Linked DNA regions of Homo sapiens: region 1 is linked to region 2. Evidence: read pairs that join two places in POLR2A ChIA-PET (ENCODE). Cell type or tissue: GM12878. All regions are shown on one strand. Links, peaks and the distances in the headings refer to the core of each region. The heading gives the core; the rest is flanking DNA. Region 1 overlaps BTBD9 (BTB domain containing 9). Region 2 has its middle 6.4 kb from the start of ZFAND3-DT.

Evidence for each region. Peaks named below come from ENCODE experiments on the same cell type or tissue, not always from the same donor. Only the 100,000 strongest peaks of a DNase experiment are listed, where the experiment ranks them.
Region 1: POLR2A ChIA-PET joins it to region 2 with 9 read pairs; 2 of 35 experiments call an interaction of 5 or more read pairs at or near these places.

What each region holds. Positions count from the first base shown.
Region 1 is chr6:38,403,238-38,406,159 of GRCh38, reverse strand. The region is part of intron 6 of BTBD9 (BTB domain containing 9); the gene reads left to right. Among named protein-coding and RNA genes, the nearest start is that of BTBD9-AS1, 77 kb to the left of the region's middle. In GM12878, for the core only: no CTCF peak of the experiment used is centred there; a DNase peak (open chromatin) is centred at 1,649.
Region 2 is chr6:37,811,484-37,814,405 of GRCh38, reverse strand. No RefSeq gene overlaps it. Among named protein-coding and RNA genes, the nearest start is that of ZFAND3-DT, 6.4 kb to the left of the region's middle. In GM12878, for the core only: no CTCF peak of the experiment used is centred there; no DNase peak of the experiment used is centred there.

The DNA of each region.
Region 1 (2,922 bases), core at 272-2,771, 590 kb before region 2:
GTGAAGAATTTCTTTCCTTATCTTCCCTTGCCTTTTACCTAAAGACCTATGAATGTGTGTTGGATCTAAGCTCAGGTTTTGGGTTGAGAGGCCTAAAGTTGAGCCCACTTGAATAGTAGCTTACCAATACATGTCTCTGCTGACGTCATAGCTCATTAACATCCTGTCCACTGTTGTTGATTTCTGAAGCACCCACATTTCACTGCCCCTCCCCCAGCATCTTCACAAAGCTTTTATTCCCCCAAAGACATTTTCAAAATTTCATTTGTAACTGTTGTGCACAGCTGACATGGAGAATTATTCTAGGTGCTGAATTGTTTATCACTAGAATATTTAGACCAACACTAGAAGATCTGCGATCAGTATGGAAACTCAAATAGGCTTTATGGCTGCTTTCCTGAGTCCATTGACTTCTATTTATTTGGGAATATTTAGTATTAAAAAGTTATAGAACAAATATGGATAAAATAATTTGAAGGTTTTGCCATCACAAAACCTTATATCATTTGCACTGAGAATGTAACACTAGCTGGGTGTTATTGTTTGTTTTTTTTTTTAACAACAGAACCAATAAAATGATTAATATGTGTTTTTGCAGGAGCTTATTTCTCATTATAGCTTCAGTATTGGAGGAGAGATTAAATTTCTGAATATGAATCTGATTTTTCAGACTTCCAACTTCCTATAAGTTTTTATGTGCTGATGCAGAGTTGCTGCTTTCAGGTCATAGCAATTTAGCTTTTCTAGAAGCTATTCTTTTTCTAAGTGACTGGCAGGAATCATTACTCTCTATGGCAAGAAACCAGAAGTTGGCAGGAGCCCTACAATGACTGTCCAATTTTTTTTTTAACTGTTTTGCCAGTTTCCAGATTTTCTTCCCTTGTCTTATAGGGTATCAGGTTCAAAGCGAGTGATACACATGTAGTCACAGACCTGCCCAGGCCAGGTATGAGGGATCAGGCCCTTCCTCAGATAGATTGTCTATTTAGCATTCTGGATAGAAGCCAGAGATCATGGTACATTCCTAGAATTGCACAACTCAAAGCTACAACCATCAGGCAAGTTTTGTATTTGTTCCTGAAACTCTTACATTGTTACTTTGATTTCTTCTGATTGTTTAGAGGTATGAATCAGACAAGATCGTTTCATAACGATTGACAATAAGCACTGAAAGCCTCAGTGATGACAGTAATATTTCCTACCTCAGCCTCTTCCCAGTATGAATTTTACAACACTGAAAAGGGCTAGGGCTCTAACCTGAAGAGATTTCTGAATTTGTCTCTTTTCTGACAGAATTAATTGAAGTAGAAAGTATTTCAAGTGCGGGCCACTCTGGAACTGAGCTCTACCTTTTTACCTGGAGTGAAACCATCCTAATTTTATCCTCTGCTGGCCAGGGTCAATTTGATAATAACAAGCCCAGAATGAAACACATCAGTTTATCCCTTATCTGCAGTAACAACTAGAAATGCTTTTGCTTGTTTGAACTTTGCCCTCCCTAGAATCTTGATATTTGTTTTGAATTTGGTTTTTGGCAGAATGAGATCCCATGCATGCCAGGCAGGCTCAGGGATGAAGAGTTAGTAGTTTGGGGTTTTGTTTTTTTTTATTGACTTGCTCTGGGCGGAAGCTTTCACTTTTCAAATGTGTGATTCTTCTATTGTCCTAGCTGTGCTGTCGGTAATGAATGCATCCTCTGTTTTGGAACTGTGCCAGATAAGATGCAAATTTGTCTATTCTACTTCTGTATCAAGTAAGGTTACCTAACTGGGTCTACTACTGTTTGAAGATATTAAAGACTCACAAAATCATGCTATGGTAAATGAAGAGTACTTGTTCTCTAAGTCTGCTGAGGAAAGAAAATGGGCTAGTGTGCTAAAGGAATGGATTTATATTAGCGGCTTATTTTGGAATTTTAAAAATTGAGATATAGTTAATATGCCATAAATTCACCATTTTAAGGTGTACAATTAAGTGGTCTTTAGTGTATTCAGAAGGTTGTGCATCCATCACCACTAACATTTTTTATCACCCTAAAAAGAAACTCAGTATCCATAAGCAGTCACTTCCCAATCCCTTCTCTCCCCATCCCCTGGCCACCACTAATCTGCTTTATGTCTTTATGGATTTGTGTATTCTGGACATTTCATGTAAATGGAATCATACAATATGTGGCCTTTTGTGTCTGGCTTCTTTTACTTCATATAATTCTCTCAAGGTTCATCTGTGTTATAGCATATATCAGTACTTCATTTCTATTTATGGCTGAATAATGTTCCATTGTATGAATATACAGTATTTTACTTATCCATTCATCAGTTGATGGATATTTGGGCCATTTTAGTCTTTTGGCTGCTGTGAATAATGCTGCTATACACATTTATGTACATGTTCTTGTATGGACATATGTTTTCAGATCCCTTGAGTATATAACTAGGAGTAGAATTGCTGGGTCATATGGAAATTCTGTCTTTAACTTTTTGACGATCTGCCAGACTGTTTTCCATAGAAACTGTACCATTTTACATTCCGGCTAGTAGTATGAAATGGTTCTAATTTCTCAACATTCTCATCAACACTCATTGTCATTATCAGACATTTTTGATTATAGCCATCCTTGTGGGTATATCAGTTGTGGTTTTCATTTGCATTTACCTGATGGCTAATAACATTGAGTGTCTTTTCATATGCTTATTGGGGATTTACAGGGTTTTATTTGGAAAACGTCTTATCCAGATTCTTTATGCCTTTTTAAATTGAGTTGGTTTTTGTTTATATGCCCATTGTTTAATTGGATTTTTTAAAATTGTTGAGTTTTAAGATATACATATGTATATAATTACCAGAACCCTATCAGATATATGATTTAATTTTGTGGGGAAATATTGTCTCTCCTTTTGTGGGTTGTCTTTTTGCTTTCTT
Region 2 (2,922 bases), core at 131-2,630:
TTCATTTGTGTATGGTCATATAAATGGAATCATGTAACACATAGTATACTCTAGCTGATTTTTTTTTAACTTTGAAATAAGTCACGTACATCTTCCATATATAGTTCTGCAGTATAGTCTTTTAGTTAGGGTTCTCTAAAGAAACAGAACCAATGGGAAATTATATATGAGATTTATTATAAGGAATTGGTTTACACAATTATGGAGGCAGAGAAGTCCCAAGATTTGCAGTGTAAAGGCCTGGGAACCAGGAGAATCCATGGTGTAAGTTCTAGTCTGATTCGGAAGCAGGAGAAGATGGATGTCCCAACTCAAAGGCTTTCAGGCAGACAGCAAATTCTTTCTTGCTTAGCCTTTTCTTCTGTTCAGGCCTTCAATAGGCCTGCCCATCTTGGGGAGGGCAATCTACTTTACTCAGTCTACCATTTTGTTTTAATTCATTCAAACTGCTATAACAAAATACCATAAGGGCCAGGCGCGGTGGCTCACGCCTGTAATCCCAGCACTTTGGGAGGCTGAGGTGGGCAGATCACGAGGTCAGGAGATCAAGACCATCCTGGCTAACACAGTGAAACCCCGTCTCTACTAAAAATACAAAAAATTAGCCTAGCGTGGTGGCAGGCGCCTGTGGTCCCAGCTACTCGGGAGGCTGAGGCAGGAGAATGGCGTGAACCCAGGAGGCGGAGCTTGCAGTGAGCCAAGATTGCGCCACTGCACTCCAGCCTGGGCGACAGAGTGAGACTCCATCTCAAAAAAAAAAAAAAAAAAAAAAAAACCATAAAGTGGGCAGCTTATGAACAACAAGAATTTATTCCTCACAGTTTTGGAGGTTGGGAAGTCCAAGATCAAGCCACTGGCAGATTTGATCTGATGAGAGCCCACTTTCTGGTTCATAGATGGTACTTTCTTGCCATGTCTTCATATGGTAGAAGGGGCAAATGAGCTCCCTTGGACACTAATGCCATTCATGAGGACTGTGCCTTTATTATCTAATCATCTTCTAAAGGGCTGTACCTCCTAATGCCATCACCATGGGGATTAGGAGTTCAACATATAAACTGGGGACTATGTGTGTTGGGGGACACAAGTATTCAGACTGTAGCAAATGTTAATCTCAACCTCAAAGATGCACCCATAATAATATTTAACCAAATATCTGGGTACTGTGCAGCCCAGTCAAGTTGACATGTAACATTAACTATCACACTAAAATCATGGGCTCCAAACTCAGGCTGCCTAAGTTCAAAAGTCAGGCTGCCTAAGTTCAAATGTGGGCTCTGCCACCTACTAGCTCAGAGACTTGAGGGAAGTTACTTAGCTGGTCTGTGTCTTAGTTTCCTCATCTGTAAAGGAGGCATTTGTAATGAGCTGTGGTTTTTATCTGCCTACTTCTCCCTGCTCTTCAGGGGTGCACACACTCACTGGTTTCGTCAGGGAGCCCTATCCTTCTGGACACAGGAATTGGGATTGGCTCAGGGAAAGGCAGGGCCCTCCCTAGGGTGACTTGTGAGCTTTGTCTTCTGAGATCAAGTGTCCCAAAGACCATGTAAGCCTGGAGCTGCTGAAGGACCTACCATCTGTAGTGAGGCTGCCTGGGGAATCGAGCCCACAGAAGGGAAAGAAGAGAGTTGGAGAGAGAGAGACTAAATCATCACAACGTTGTCTAAGTCCTTCAATCCAACTAAGTCTGACGCCAGAGCTACCCTCTGGACTTTTCAGTTACATGGGCCAATAAATTCCTTCTTTTACCTGCACAATTTAAATTGAGTTTCATTATGTTCCATGAGAAAATCCTGACCATCCCTAGTAGTATCTACCTATTTCATAGGTTTATTGTGATGATTAAAGTATATAATCTGTGAGGAAATCTTAGCGTAGTATGTAGTGTGTAGTACAAGCTCAGGCCGGGCATGGTGGCTCACACCTGTAATCCCAGCACTTTGGGAGGCCTAGGCAGGCAGATCACTTGAGGTCAGGATTTCTAGACCAGCCTGGCCAACGTGGTGAAACCCTGTCTCTACTAAAAATACAAAAATTAGCCAGGCATGGTGGCGCACACCTGTAATCCCAGCTACTTGGGAGGCTGAAGCAGGAGAATCGCCTGAACCTGGGAGGCAGAGGTTGCAGTGAGCTGAGATTGCACCACTGCACTCCAGCCTGGGCCACAGAGGGAGACTCTGTCTCAAAAAAAAAAAAAAAAAAAAAAAAAAGCTCCATAAACACGTGCTATTGTTATTATTATTTGTTTCTTTTTAATGGCTACTGACTATTGTATGGGTGAATTATTTAAAGAATCTCCTCTTGATTCATTTCTCTCATTGATTCATTTGCTTTCATTTATTCATTCAAAAGACACTTACTGAGCACTGTATTAGGCCGTTGTTGCATTGCTATAAAGAAATGCCCGAGACCAGGTAATTCATAAAAGAAAAGATATTTAATTGGCTCATGGTTCTGCAGCCTGCATAGGAAGCATAGCATCAGCATCTGCTCAGCTTCTGGGGAGACCTCAAGGGGCTTTTACTTATGGCAGAAAGTGAAGCAAGATCAGGTACTTTACATGGTGAAAGCAAGAACAAGAGAGAATTGGGGGACAGGGGAATGCCACACACTGTTTTTTTTTTTTTTTTTTTTTGAGACAAGTCTTGCTCTGTCGCCCAAGCTGAAGTGCAGTGGCACGATCTTGGCTCACAGCAAGCTCTGCCTCACGGGTTCACACCATTCTCCTGCCTCAGCCTCCCGAGTAGCTGGGACTACAGGTGCCCGCCACCATGCCCAGCTAATTTTTTGTATTTTTCATACAGACGAGGTTTCACTGTGTTAGCCAGGATAGTCTCGATCTCCCGACCTCGTGATACGACCGCCTCAGCCTCCCAAAGTGCTGGGATTACAGGCGTGAGCTTTCCACTTTTATAAACAATT